Regions from separate parts of the Mus musculus genome. Here all the other regions are linked to region 2. A link is a loop called in an ENCODE intact Hi-C map of the cell type or tissue named here. Cell type or tissue: left cerebral cortex. All regions are shown on one strand.

Region 1 (5,000 bases), 310 kb after region 2:
TAAAGAGAATCCTGGGCACATTTATAATAAGAATATATCTCAGAAAGATTGGTAAGTGTCTCGGACCAAGGTATCACCTGCTACATAAACCGTGGCTCCTACTGTTAACTCAGACTGTTCTTATGATGTCTCATTTTGTTCCTAAGCAGAAGTGTCAGATCTTAGACTGGGGTCCTGAGTGTCTGATACAAGTCTAAAGGAATACTGTAGCCTAAACAGAAAGCTCTAGGCCGGGGAGGTTTCATTTCAGATGGGACTGAGTTTATTGTACTAACTACCAATAGCTACTCTCTTGTGCCCTCTTAAACTTTGGTCAGGGATCTTTCTCCCTCTTTTCAGTGAAAGGCAAATTGAGCCTTCTTTATCTGATGTATAAATTTTTTTAATCACTTAAAATATTTGTGTGTGGTCATGTCCACAACGGGTATCTGTGGAGGTCAGAAGAGGATATTGAATTCTCTGGAGCCAGTGTGATAGCTGCTTGTAAGATGACCAACTCCGGTGCTGGGAACTGAACTCCTTCCTGTCCTCTGCAGCAGTAGCTAGCACACTTAACTAACCAAGCCATCTCTCCAGCTCCTGGTCTATAATTTTACAGCTCCTACTGTGAATGGGAGTAGGGGGTTGTTTGGTTTGGGGTTTGCTTTTGCTCTGTGTTTTGAGACAAGATCTTACTATGTAGCCCAGATCAGCCTGGCACTGTTTTGTATACCTGTTGGCTTCAAGCTCCTGCTCCTCTTGCCTCTACTCCCCAGGCACAGTTTGTAAGTTTTGAGGACAGAGTGCCAAATATTGGAGGCTCTATTTAAGTTTCAGAGACTCAGGGATGAAGGAGAATAAAGGCTGTGCGTCTGAGTCCCTGCTTTGGGGTGTGTCAGGTAGTTCTGGTAGCTCAGATTAGGCTGAGACCTGGATCTTTCCGGCCTTAGGCAATGAGGCCGGCCTGTGACGCCTGGGGTCCTGATTGACTAGCTGACCCGGAGAAGCCTTCTCAGTTTATCCCAGTGGACTAGGAATGCAGTTTTTCCTGTGAGTGCCCTGAAACAGGAGGCAGCAGGTTATACAGCAGGATGGATATCCTTTAGGTGGGACTGTGATGTTACGGCCACAGTGGAAGATTGATGGGAATAGCCCCAAATGATAAGTACTTTGGTGTGTGCATGATTTCAAGGCTCACAGGCAGCAGTGATTGGAAAGCAAGAGTAAATTTGTTCCATCACAAGTTCCCAAATTGACTCTGAGCTCACTTGCTTTCTCTGGTGCCGTTGTTTACTCTTCCTACAAATATGCATTTAGATTCAGGCTGTTTGGTGTGTTCTTGTGATCTTGTGGACATCTGTGTATCATTTTAAGGCATTTTTATATTACAAGGCAATTGGGGTATATTTTTAGTGGGTTTTGTACCAGCAGGTCACTTTCTATAATACATGCAAGCTCTTTTTTATGCTGGAGTTTAGATCCAGGGCCTTGTAAATGCTGAATAAACATTCTCCCACTGGGCAGGATCCCCAGCCCTCAAATCCATCTTTAAGTTATTTCTATAGCTTCCCAAAGCTAAACTGAACGTGTATAACCAGTTTGTTTTCTCATTGGTAACAGTATGTGATACGTATTAGTGGAGTGGCAACCAAGCTCACTTTTAAAGTGTTTAACACTGATGTTTGTTTGTTTGTTTGTTTGTTTGTTTGTTTGTTTGTTATTCTGTGCTGAGAAAGGGCCATGTCTTCATCCCTGGTTATAAATTAAAACTAGAAGCTTTGAAAATAAATAGTTGAAAACAAGACTTACTGGAAATTTTCTTCCATCTTTTCTACTTTCCCTTGCTCGTAAGTCTTTTGCTGATATTGTTCCCAATTGACAGAATGTTTAACTTGTTTGGACAGACAGCAGATCGTGGTAGGTCAGGATGCTGTGACTCCCTGAAGACCTGGGTATTCAAGGTCCCAAATACAGTTTCACCTTCTAGTCTCTAGGCCTCTTGTCCAGTTGTTAGCTTTAGTGCTTCACTGACTTGGAATAGCTGGTTAAAAACAAGGAAAGTTGGAGCCGTTCTCTGGTTTGTCTTTAGGACTTGGGTCAAAGCTGGTCCTTCCTGTGAGCACTAGATGGAGGTGTTTCCTAGTGGCTAAGACTGGCTAGCCACATCTTGCTTATTATTGGTTAATTAAAAACCTTTCCTGCTGTTTCAGTCCTATACTGCCCCTGCTTCTCCCTTCCTCTCTTCTTTCCTTTTGCCTGCCTGCCTTCCTTCCTTCCTACCTACCTATCTACCTACCTACCATTCTGTTTAGAAACAGGGTCTCTGTCTCTGTGTAGTCCAGGCCCGCCCAGAATTCTGAGTCATCCTGCCTCAGCTTCCAGGTGCTCTGATTACAGGTCTATGCCACCATGTCCAACTTCTTTTTTTTTCTGAGACAAAGTTTCTCTATGTAGCCCTGGCTGTCCTGGCTGTTTTGGTGTTTGCCACCCCACCTGGTTTCCAGTTAACATTTTTAATTGCTCCAGTGTAGCATATGAATGACTGATCGCATTTAACAGAAGAGTAAATTACAAAATGCTGAAAAGTGGACCCCTAAAGCCACAGTGAGAAATAATTACATCCTTGGGCCAGTTATGCTGGCACATGTTTCTAGTCTCAGCACTTGGGAGGCACAGACAGGTGGATCTTGGTGAGTTCCAGGACAGCCTGGTCTACAGAGCAAGTTCCAGGGCAGGCAGGGGCCGGAGAGCTGGCCCAGCAGTTGAGTATTTAATGATCTTACAAAGGATCTGGCTTTGGTTCCCAGCTTTGCTATCAGGCAGCTCACAGCCGCCTATAACTCCTGTTTCAGGAGATCTGATGCCCTTTGACCTCCAAGGACATCTGCATGCACATGGTACACATAAACACATGTAGGCACATGTATATGCATATAAACTAAAATTTAAAAATTAAAGCATTTTTAAATGAAAAATGAAGCATACAAAAATAAGAGAGATGGCCAGGTATGGTGGTGCATGCCTTTAATCCTAGTGCTCTGGAGGTAGAGGCAGGTTAATCTCTGTGAGTCTGAGGCCAGCCTGGTCTACAAAGCAAGGTCCATGACGGCCAGGGATGTTACACAGAGAAGCCCTATCTTGAAAAATGGGAGATGGCAGGGGAGGTGCAGGGCAGCATTTATTTTTTTAAAAAGCAATGCTACCAAAAATATCTTTTTTCGAAGTCTGTCATTTCTGAAAGATGATTGGTTACTTTCCATTTTGCAATTGTGTATGTGATATGTATGCTCATGCTTCCCACATAGTTAACCCACTGAGCAGTCTCGCAGCCCTGGCTTCCAGTTTGGTGTGTCTTCACTCGTCATCTCTGGCTGCCTCAAGATGCTTTGGCAGCAGCCTCTTCCCCCAGCCAGTCTTCTTGGGAGCGCTCAGTGTTCTGAGATGACTCCTTCTTTGACCCACCAAAACCTACCTTTCCACATCCTGTTGCTCTGAACTATAGCATTAGAAACAAATAAAACTCAAAATGGTAAAAGTGATAAAAAGTTCAGTTATCTATAACAAGTAATTTAATCTGAACAAGAGCTGGACAGGCAGTGGTGGCACGCCTTCAATGTCAGCACTCAGGAGGCAGAGGCAGGCAGATCTCTTGAGTTCAAGGCCAGCCTGATCTACAAAATGAGTTCCAAGACAGCCGATACACAGAGAAATATTATCACAAAACCACAAAATAATAAATGATAACGATAACAATAATTCACGGGGACAGGGCAGATGGCTTAGTGACTAAGGATGCTGCTGTATATGAGGTCCTGAGTTGGAATCTCTACTACCCACATAAAAAGCCAGGTATGGCCAAGCACACTTGTTCCCCAAGAGGTGCAGGGAGCAGAGGCAGGAGGACCACTGGGACTTGCTGGCTGCTAGCCTAGTCCAGTTTCACGCAGAGATCTTGTCTCAGGGGAACAAGGTGAGGAGTGATAGAGTAGGATATTTGACATTTTGCTGGGGTTTCTACATGTGTGTGCACCACACTCTTTCTCACATACAAATGGAAACTAAGATATGGTTAGTTCACAAGAGATAACATTTAAATAATGCCTTGTGTTACTTTAAAGCATTTAAAGGAGTTTTGCTTGGTGACTGGGCAAATCTAAATATGACTTGTTTTGGCAAATAATTTTTTTATACAGTTCGGGATTTTCTGGGGCATCTGAAACTGTTAGTAATAGCAACTTGGACATAGATAGCCATTGCCTTTGGCTTCTTACAATGTCTTTGGCTTTTTCCACTTTAAAAAAATATATATTTATTTTATATATTTGAGTATACTGTTGCTGTCCTCAGATATACCAGAAGAGGGCATTGGATCTCATTACAGATGGTTGTGAGCCATCTTGTGGTTGCTGGGAATTGAACTCAGGACTTCTGGAAGAACAGTCAGTGCTCCTAACTGCTGAGCCATCTCTCCAATCTAGCTTTTTACACTGTTAAACCTTACCAAAATGCTAATACTGAGAAAGGAAATTATTTTGCTTTGATTTATTGATCATTTGGTCCTTATTTCTGTAAGTAAGCTAATATCTGTTCTGGGTTTCAGGACTAGTTTTAATCAGAGCCAGGAGAACATCAAGCCAGGTCTCCTCAGTATTTTCCTTTTTTCCAGTGATTGCCTTCATGTCGTGGAGCCCATGCCTGTACGGGGACCTGATGTAGAAGCATACTGTCTACGCTGTGAATGCAAATACGAAGAGAGAAGCTCTGTCACAATCAAGGTGAAACATGAGTTTGTACACATGCACACACGTGCACACACATTCCCACATGCTCCCCAGAAAAGACAGAAACGTTTGAGTTTCCCAGGAAGTAACAATGGCCCTGCTCTTGCTTTCTGGATTTGTTAGGACGTAGTAAACGGACAAGTGAATGAAATGGCTCTGAAACTATGCTGTGTTTAGCTCCACATTCTGAAGTACATGGTAGTTTATCATACACACTGAACGCCAGTGAGACATTATCAG
Region 2 (5,000 bases):
GGCCTCGGGTTATTAATAAACTCCGATTCTGCCCGGGCTGCGCTACGAAGGCGGCCGTAGGATCGGCCAGGCCTGAGGACCAGCATAAGCAGCTGGAGGGAGAGCCGGGGCCCGAGTGGGCCCGCGCCGCCGCACTGAGGGCGGCGGCCGGGCGGAGAATAATGCACACTGGGTAAAAACACATTTATATACGAACCTCCGAGAAAATTTTCCAACAATTCCTTCGTCCGACCACCATGCACCAGGACAGGAAACAGCCGCCCGGCCCCCAAGCCCCGCAACCCGCATAGCAATTCTGAGTCCCGCCCCTACCCTCCATTGGGCTGTCTTTACGTCACTCACTGGAAGACTCTTGCTCTCGATTGGTCTAGATTTAGCTGACGGGCAGGAAACCGCCACTAACTACGCCCACCTCACCTGCGTCATTGTTGCCTGACCTTCCTACCCGCTCATGAGTGGCTGGCGCCAGGTACGGAATCAAAGCTTCTGTGCCTGACTGGATGGCGAAACTGCTCATCGCGGACCACTCCGCCCCACGGACGAGTGAATTATGCCGATTCTGGGGCCCCAGCGGGAGGCGCCATTTTGTAGCAAGGGAGGGAGGTTCGTCCTTTTGATTGCCCGGGAGGGAAATAGGGTGATGGGCGCCATTTTCCCTACAGGGCTAATGTGGAACCCATGGAGCTCCCGGTGGCCCTGCCGGAGCGTGTATCGGAGGCCGGATGGGCCTTGCCTTTCTATTGCCGAGTGTTATTTCATTGGAAGGTTAGAGGAAGGCAGGAGGGCGGCCCGAACCTCCCACGCGCTCCCTAGGGGCTCTCGGAGTCGGCCGAGGCCTTCGCTTTGGGTCTCTGTGCCTAGCGCAGCTGATGCCGGAGACTGGGTTCGGAACCTGCCTGCCCTTCCCCAATCTCCGGGCATGACCATGCCATGGGAGGTTGAGCTTTCTGCTTCTGCGGAGATCCCGGCGGAGCCGAGCTTCCGCTGGGAGGCAAAGCGAATGCTCTTAGTGTGTCCGTGGACTTGTGGTCGCTCGGGTCCTTTGCATGCGCTTTCCCTGTTTTGTGAAACTGAAGGATGAAGAAAGCATCTGTTGGGCTCTTTAACCTATTGAGACATTAGTTGTGGCATGTGGTACGTTTTTTTTTTTTTTTAATCCTCTCGGCCCAACCCTTAAGCCATTTCCAATACAAGGCATTTCAGATAAGAGTGCAGTAGCCGCAGTACCAGGTGTATATTCCAATAAGATGAGGAGGTTGACCAGCATTAGCCGTCAGTCACTTGCATTTCAGGTGATGTCATTGATGAAGTCGAAAAATAGCCGGGAGAAACTTGAGTTTGTAACTAAATCTAGTCGGAACCTACAGTATTACCTTCTCTTGCCCTCACCCCATCTGAGACTTTAGTTTGCAGTATAGTTCAGTAGGCTATGAATTTAACCGGAGAGTATATCCCTAAGTGCTAAGAGTAGGCTGTATAGCCTATGCCACATAAGGCCCAATAAATCACAATTTTAAAATATTAATCTAACCAGGGCATAGTTACATAATCGGTACTCAAATGTCATTTGAAGGATCTCAGGACTTAGAATATACATCCTTTTATGGTTTTTGAGAGTGTGGCTGTCTGGCCTTGTATTTGCTATGTAGAGGGCAATTGATGACATGATCTTGACCTAATCCACCCACAACTCCTATCAAACCCTGGCAAGAAAGGTACATGACACCACTACTTTGTTTTGGTACTCTTGGACCTTTCTACCTCCACATGGCCAGTAATGGGATTATAGATAGGCATGTGCCACCATCTCTGGTTCTGAACAGTATTATTATTTTTTGCTTTTTTTTCCAGATGGGGTTTCTCTGTAGCCCTGGCTGTCCTGGAACTCACTCTGTAGACCAGGCTGGCCTTGAACTCAGAAATCCGCCTACCTCTGCCTCCTGAGTGCTGGGATTAAAGGCGTGCGCAAGCACTGCCCGGCCAGTATGAATATTGTTATGAACAATGGTTAAACATTCCTAGTGCAAATGCCACCACCATCTTGTTCATGGGTTTAATCCTCAAGGACACAAAACACTTGGACCCTTAAAAATTAGAATATGGGTCTCCAAGGTGAACAGCCTCTGGCATGTTGGAACAATGTAGCAGGAGATGTCAGAAAAGTTACCACAGGGATAACTGGCTTGTGGCGGCTTTTTGATCCTTCGATGTCGGCTCTTCCTATCGTTAAGCAGAATTCACCAAGCGTTGGATTGTTCACCCACTAATAAGGAACGTGAGCTGGGTGAGCTGAGTTTAGACCGTCGTGAGACAGATAAGGAGGTCGGCCAGTTCCTCCTGCCTTCTGCAAGAGGGTTCCCAGACTGCCCTTTGAGAATAAAATGGGAGGCCACAACCAAAGTCTTTTGGATAAAGCACCACCATGGACTATGCACTAGCACTAACCCGTTTGCCTGCCTTCCTTCCCAAGGCATAGATCTTACCCAGCATGGGAAAGATCCTCCCTCCCTCCCCCCTTCCACCATGCACTCAATAAAATAAAATGAATGAACGAAAAAAAAATTAGGGCATGACACTGGAATTTTAAAAAAGATTTTATTTAATGCTTCAGTGCTCTAACTGTATATACTGTATATATACAGCATGCCAGAAGAGGGCATCAGATCCTATTACCACCATGTGGTTGCTGGTTATTGAATTCAGGATCTCTGTAACCACTGTTATTTCTCCAACCACAGATGGCATTTTATGATCAAAACATTAAATCATTTTTAAGTTTAGTAAATCCTATACCTCAGGGTACTCAAGCTGTTAGGTGTTGTGATTTTATATATTCTATATATAGTAACCGTTTTAACATCACAAATGTCTCTAATTCTTTGTGAGCTTTGAAAGCATGAATATGTAGAACACTGATATGCTAGGCACATCTGTTTTTAAGATTGTTTTGGTAAGGTTAGGGTGGTACTAAGAGCCTTCCACTACTTGTGGATACCAGCCCATCAGTTTTGTGATTTGCTAGATTTTCTTGATTGCTTTTCAGGGCTAATGTTTGGACTCAAATCCAGCCTAATTCAGGCTATGAAAGCACTCTTGACACTGGAATTACAATTTTAAGGACTTATTAAGGCATAACACTTTTTAAAATGACTTCTTGCTACAAGCAGCTAAAGTCACATAACTACAACCCAGTGAATATGTAAAGCTAGTCTAATTTTTCAGATTCTACATTGTTTATCCTAAAATCAAGACACTGCTTAGCAATCTTTGGTCCACCTAGGTCATTTTGGGATAATACATGAGCTGAGAGGCCTAGGCCTTTTAAGTTAATTGCTCTATCAGGGCCATTTATTCTCTATTAATGATCACATTAATGTAGGGTTTCTTTCTCAGCTCATTGGCTGAAATAGTACCACAGGGATCACTACTGTTATTTTTGATTGGCTTTTCTTTTGAGACATGGCTTCTCTGATGCATAGCCCTGGCTATTGTAGAATTCATTCTGTAGACCCAGCTGGCTCCTAAGGCATTCAACTACCTGTGAAGGAGGGGACTAAAGGCATGTTGAAGGGTTTTTTGTTTTCTTTTTTTGGGTGTGTGTGGGAGCGTGGCATCATTTTGGTCCCTCTTTATATGCTCAAACAGAATAACCTTGTCAATTCCTTGGTAGGTGTGAAAAAAAGATTCTATCTGGATTACATGTAGATCAACTTGGAATACACTTGTGATAGATATATGCTTAGCCCAGAGAGTAGAACTATCAGAAGGCCTTGTTGGATTAAGTGCTCCCTGGAAGCCAGTATTCTGCTAAGCAACTTTTACACAGCACTTCGGGCACCATCCTACCTGGATGCTGCTATGTTGTCATCAGCTGCCTTGGTTGTGGTGTCTGTTCACAGCGTAAAACCCTAAGAAAATACTGTAGCATTAGCAGATCTACATTTGGCAACTTGAATCAATTAAAAATAAAAGGAGTGCACATCTTTGCTTGTGAGGTAAAGGGTCTCTATGTTGGCAACTTGACCCACAAAGTTCCAGTATAGCAAGACTAGCTATTGAAGCCAGTCACTTTTTTTTTTTTTTTTTTTTTTTTTTGAGACAGGGTTTCTCTGTGTAGCCCTGGCTGTCCTGGAACTCACTCTGTAGACAAGGCTGGCCTCAAACTCAGAAATGCCTCTGCCTCCCAAGTGCTGGGATTGAAGGCATGTGCCACAACACACGGCTAGCCAGTCACTTCTTAACAGGCATGGTGCTATAGTAAGTTCTGGCCTTTTATGACCAAATAGCTGCTAAAGACCTTGAAATAACACTTTTTTTTTTATCATGGCGGACTTATTTAATATTAAGACTGTATAATTTAGTCATTTGCCCAAATATCATATGGCACTCAAATACAGGGAGACTTATATAGAATCACTTTAGTTAGTTAAAGTTACAACCTAGCTCTAATAGACCTCTGGGAAATACTATTTGTTGTTCAATTTAAGAAACTGTTCTGGACCGGGTGTGGAGGCGCATGCCTTTAATCCCAGCACTCGGGAGGCAGAGTCAGGGGGATTTCTGAGTTCCAGGACAGCCAGGGCTGTACAGAAAAACCAAAACCAAACCAAAAGCCAAAAACAGAACCAAAACCAAAAAAATAACCTGTTCTGGGTCTGGAGAGATAGCTTGAGTCCCAGGTTCAATTCTCACCATACACATCTCACAGCTAACCATCTAATTCCTGAAGACTGAATAAGATCCCCTGAACCCTTTGGTAAAATTTAGATGTGTGAAAAGAACTCAGATAAAAATTCCAGGTTAAGTGTAAGAAGAAAATTTTGATTTGCCTGCTATATTGTAACTATTGATTCTAACTAAAACTACCAATTCTAACTTGAAAAATATATAACCTCTGTAAATGATAATTTTCATTGTGTTTAAAACCAACTTAAACCTTTTTTGATATATGGTTTTCTAGTAACAATGTGAAAATTGGATTAATTTAAATATTAGTGAAG
Region 3 (5,000 bases), 1.0 Mb before region 2:
CTCCGCCTCTTTTTTTTTTTGAATTTCTTCTTGGTTTTACTCCCTGTCAGTTAGCACCTCACATACCTGCATAGAAAATTCATAGCAGATTTTTGCAATTAACAAAGCTTGAAAAAGCCCTTTTTAAAATGTGTGTGTATAAGTGAGCCTTCTCTCTTTATTCCATGTGGGACTGGAGACTGAGCTCAGTCATGAGGCTTGGCAGCACGTGGTGCTGTTCGTTACCAGCAGCACCACCTTGCTGTCCCTTTTAACATTTTTTTAAATTCAAGATCCTGTTTTTAAGACTTTATATTTTAGTTTCTGTTTTATTTATTAGATATATGCATAATATAAATATATTAGGATATATTTACATTCTAGTCCTTTGTATTTAGAATATCCATGTTTTAGACCAAGTGGCTATTTGACACATACACTAGTATAGTGAGTATTGAGTTTTTGGACCACTGTGTTTCTAGCACACAGATGTCTTTAGTGTATCATAATGAATGTAAATCACTTGTGAAAAACTAAAATATCACAGTATATATTTCTACTAGTTATAAAGCCATACAAGTTATATATACAAAGCAAAATCTCTTATATTGAAAAAAATTGCCCCTCTCCTAAAAAATGCTTTTCTTTTTTACACTTAACCCCCAAATAAAAATGGTTTTTACAGTTTTTAGTTTAAGTGAAAGTTTATTTAATAGCATTAATTCTAAGGCAAAGACCTAAGTTTACTAGAATTATAAACCTTCAAAGCCACACTTTTCAGCAGACTTAAATACTAAGGAAAGTACAATTGTCTGCTGAAAATTCTATTTAAGAACTAGGGCTTTCAACACCAAGACATGCCAAATTACGTTTGGGTCTTTGAAAACCCAGCTCTTGGGAATGAATTCCAAGCCATGACTGTTGAAAACACACGTGCTTTAGTTTAGTAACCCATCTTATTGAAAAAAAAAAATGCATGCTTAACAGAGATGGGACATTTCTCGTTTACATACCTTCATTTTTGGAAAGCTAAAATGTTGCATACTGTGGCATACATACATAACCCATCTTTTAAAATACCACCTGGAAGTATAGTTTGAAATGCTTCATTTTCCTATATAGCCCTTAAATAAAATGAAAGCACTGCGCTGCCCGTCTTTAATGTTTGTTAAAAATGAAGGAAAAACTTTAAAAAATGACTTTGCAATTTCCAAATGCCCGCGCTCTGCAAACACTTCTCAAGCCAGCCTAGTATACTGTCTGGGTCAAGCTCGGTGACAGCAGGCCGAGCATTTGAGTTAAAGCTGCCTCTAGCCTGGGATACAAAGCCCTTCCTTTGATCCTTTTCTCGTTACTCTGCAGATGGAGGACCAACAAACAGAACGCATTCCTATCGATGGGCACACGTCCCTCTCTTCAGCAAAGCTCCCAGACGCTAAACCGAGGCCAGGCCGCAAGGCCACGCCGAGCCCTCAGGACGCCAGGCCCGGGCGGGTCAGGGAGGAGAGGCGAGGAAAAGGTTCTTCTATGCAAGCATGAGGCTGGGACTCCGGAACAAAGCGCCGGCCCAGGAAGACCAGGCGGCCCGGCGGCGCACACTCACTGGGCTCCCGGCGCTACGCAAGAGTCCCGCAGCGCGCCGGCCCGCCGCCCTTACGCCACTGGCTTGGCCCCAGAGCCTTCGCGAATATGGCTTTGCGCACTGCGGCGAGGCTGCGCCGCAACCGAGCTTGCCCGCTGGCTCCTCCCCGCCGCCCTGCGCGGATTGGTAGCGGACGGAAGCCCGGCTGCTGATTGGATAGCGAAGGAGCCACTCGGGGAGGCTCTAGTGGGTCGGCCGCCTCAGAGTGATAAGTTGGGCTTCAGACACGCCTCAGCGCCAGCAGCGAGCCGGAGCTCTATGGAGGTGGCGGCGGGTACCAGGTGGCGGCTGCAGCAGCTACTCCTCTGAGCTGAGACTTTCAAGCCGGCCGCGTCTCCTTCCTCCCCCTTCCCTCCCCCTTTTTTGTTTTCCGTTCCCCTTCCCCCTCCCTTCCCCGTCCCCGACGACCGGATCCAGAGGAGGCAGCTGCGGTGGCAGCTGCTGAGTTCTCGGTGAAGGTGAGTGGAGTCGCCGCCGAGCGGAGCCCTCTAAGATGGCCGCCGCCCCTGGCCGCTTCTTGTCGAGTGGAACAAAATGGCGGCCGCAGGCGGAGCCGGGCGGGGCGGCCTTTCCTCTGCCTTTGGGCTACTTAGAAATCTATGGCCTCCGCGCTCCTTCCTGTGTCGACCGAAGAGCTAGGCTGACGTGCGGTCGAGTGGCGGGCGCAGCCGGGATCCTGACGTGGGATCCGGGAACAGCGTGCGAGCGTGGCAGGCCTCGCGCCTCGGCGGGAGGGACGCGGCCCGCGGCAGGGCCCGGCCGTTGGCGCGGGACCAGCGAGGCGGACGAGTCCGGAGCCCGGCCTCCCGGCGGGGAGGAGGTGTGTGGCCCTACTGCGGGATGTCCCACTCGGGCGACGCCAAGAGCGAGTCTCGGTCCCTTTGTGGGCCTTGGCAGCCGAGGCGCTGTCAGCCGGGGGATTTATGGTGGAGGCGGCGGGTGGGCAGGAGGCCGCCTTCCTGCGGGAGAACAAAGGGCCGGCCCGGAGGGGGCGCCTCCCGCCCAGGCCTGGGCCCTCGCTAGACGCCGCTCGGAAGCTGAGCCAGCCTGGGCCTGGGGGAGGAACTCGCTGCTCTTTTGTTCGCGCGGAGTGGGGCGGAGGTGCCTGCTGCCATGTTGTGTTGTGGCCCCGGCCTTCCGGCGGCTTTCCACACGCGCCCTGTGTAAAAGGAAGGGCTTATAAAGACGAGCGGAGGAAAAGCTGCCCAACACCGGGTAGTGAGGCTCTGGCCGGCCTGTCACCACCCCGGCCACCCATTTTAGTACCGCAGACATATCCCTTGTAGCACCGCCGGTCTTGATAGCATTTCTGTTTAATTTTAAAGGCCCCATAATACGGCTGCTTCCTAGGCAGCATCCAGATTTTTTTTCATTTTATTTTTCTCACAAAAGCTGTTCTTTGCATCCTTGAATACTAAGAGAATCCACGGGGCTAAACAGGTTTTATTGTGTATTTGTGGGTTTTGACTTCGTTCTATTTTAGTCTTCTGAGGGCTGCAATGCAGTGAAAGTTCAACCAGCTGCAGTGCTGGGAGCGGAAATAAATTATATTTGAAAGTTTATAGCTCAGTATGGCAGTACCTAATTTTGGTGTTTTCTCTCTTTCCAGGCTTTTCATTTCTACCATCCCCTCCCCTCCCCACCCCATCCATTAATATTATTCTTTTGAAGATTCTTCGTTGTCAAGCCGCCAAAGTGGAGAGTGCGATTGCAGAAGGGGGTGCTTCTCGTTTCAGGTATGGTTTTGGGAGTGGGTAGTAGATACATTGGAGGGGGTGTTCAGAAAGGGCCAGTCATAAAAGCCTGGCAGTGGTGGCGCACGGCTTTAATCCCAGCACTTGGGAGGCAGAGGCAGGCGGATTTCTGATTTCAAGGCCAGTCTGGTCTAGAGAGTGAGTTCCAGGACAGGCAGGGCTACACAAAGAAACCCTGACTCAAAAAACAAAGTCGTTACCAATTCCCACTAATGTGCTGTGGTTCTAGAATAAAGAGTAAATGGATTACAGGGGTGGGGTGGGGGATTATTTTGTCTGAATGTATGTCTGCATACATTTCTGTGTACAGTGTCAGAAGAGGGCATCAGATCCTCTGAGACTGGAGTTGTGAGCTGCCATGTGGATGTTAGGAACTGAACTGCTTTGAATATCTGAGCCATCTCTAGCCTCCAGTTCACTTTCTTTTAGGCCAAAGTTCACTTTGTTACGCAGTTTCTAAAATATAAATAGGTTCCCTTCCAAGTGAGGCATAATTGGTATAGTAAAAATTTTCTTTTGAATAGTGCTTCTTCGGGCGGAGGAGGAAGTAGGGGTGCACCTCAGCACTATCCCAAGACTGCTGGCAACAGGTATGGTAAAACTTGTAAAGACAGTTAACTTAAAACTGTCGATTTGATTAAAGACTTCCATGCTAACAGGGTAATTCTTGGGAAGTCATCAGTAATCTTGATGTGGATTCATAATTCCAAACTGCTTTTCATCCTCTTGGTTTATGTTTGCTGGTATTTCAAAATTACGATCCCTACTATAGGGTATTTGTGAAGTGGTCTGTGTGGAATTTGCTTGTTAAGCATTTTAGTATTAAGTCTCAAGGTTTGGTGCCTGGGCCAGCAGTTTTGGCATTGCCTGGGAATATATATATTCAGAAGTGGAAATTTTTGGGTACTACCCCAAACCTACTAGAACAGAAATTGGGAATGGGCCTTCGAGTCTGTTTTAAGATACCATCTGGACAATTCTGATGCTGTTTGAAAAAATTTTTAGGATTGTTTTGTTGTGGGGGGGGAAGTAAAGCCTTTGGTTTGGTGGCTCCTTTTCCCCTCTGTTTAGCGGTTTTAGGGTTTTATGGTATTTGTTGTGAGTGGATGCTGTGTTCAAGTTTTTTCATAATTGTAAGCCACTTCATCAATGTTTTATTAAACTAGCGAGTTCCTGGGGAAAACCCCAGGGCAAAACGCTCAGAAATGGATTCCTGCACGAAGCACTAGACGAGATGACAACTCCGCAGCAAACAACTCCGCAAATGAAAAAGAACGACATGATGCAATCTTCAGGAAAGTAAGAGGGTAAGTGCCAAAGTCTGTTCTGAGGGAAGTGGTGGTGAACTATATTCTAGTATGTGAATTGAAAAATTCAGGCATGATTTTGGCAAGATTCACTAGGCATCCATTACATTGTAGTGGATTCAAATATCAACAATATTTTAAAGAATCTTAAACAGAAGTATAGCCTACTGGTATTTGACAGCAAGGTTTATTTGTTTACAACCTACAAGTTGGAAGTGATGGCATTTCCATTGTTGGTTTAGTGTGTAACTCAGTGACATGGGTAATATAACCATCTTAACTCATGGTCACTTCCATATAATGAAAACCTACTGCTCT

What was found. A loop is a pair of places that touch in the nucleus more often than their neighbours do. Peaks named below come from ENCODE experiments on the same cell type or tissue, not always from the same donor. Only the 100,000 strongest peaks of a DNase experiment are listed, where the experiment ranks them.
Region 1: a loop joins it to region 2, with 4 times the contacts of the local background. A loop is called at or near these places in 1 of 42 quality-filtered maps.
Region 3: a loop joins it to region 2, with 3 times the contacts of the local background. A loop is called at or near these places in 1 of 42 quality-filtered maps.

Annotation. Positions count from the first base shown.
Region 1 is chr7:109,745,064-109,750,063 of GRCm38, reverse strand. It overlaps Tmem9b (TMEM9 domain family, member B), which reads left to right. Exons shown (of 5, transcript NM_020050.1): 2 at 1-51; 3 at 4,646-4,754. Among named protein-coding and RNA genes, the nearest start is that of Tmem9b, 4.7 kb to the left of the region's middle. In left cerebral cortex, CTCF peaks have their summits at 2,107 (motif pointing right) and 4,334 (motif pointing right); no DNase peak of the experiment used is centred here.
Region 2 is chr7:110,056,972-110,061,971 of GRCm38, reverse strand. It overlaps Zfp143 (zinc finger protein 143), which reads right to left and starts at 261. Exons shown (of 16, transcript NM_001374618.1): 1 at 197-261. In left cerebral cortex, CTCF peaks have their summits at 1,006 and 2,648 (motif pointing right); DNase peaks (open chromatin) are centred at 1,272, 1,582, 2,395, 2,645 and 1 more place; H3K4me3 peaks cover 1,603 bases; H3K27ac peaks cover 1,916 bases.
Region 3 is chr7:111,079,864-111,084,863 of GRCm38, reverse strand. It overlaps Eif4g2 (eukaryotic translation initiation factor 4, gamma 2), which reads left to right and starts at 1,834. Exons shown (of 22, transcript NM_013507.3): 1 at 1,834-2,079; 2 at 3,231-3,357; 3 at 3,900-3,965; 4 at 4,542-4,682. The coding sequence starts at 3,317. In left cerebral cortex, CTCF peaks have their summits at 238 and 2,600 (motif pointing right); DNase peaks (open chromatin) are centred at 1,745, 2,181, 2,445, 2,623 and 1 more place; H3K4me3 peaks cover 3,135 bases; H3K27ac peaks cover 2,756 bases.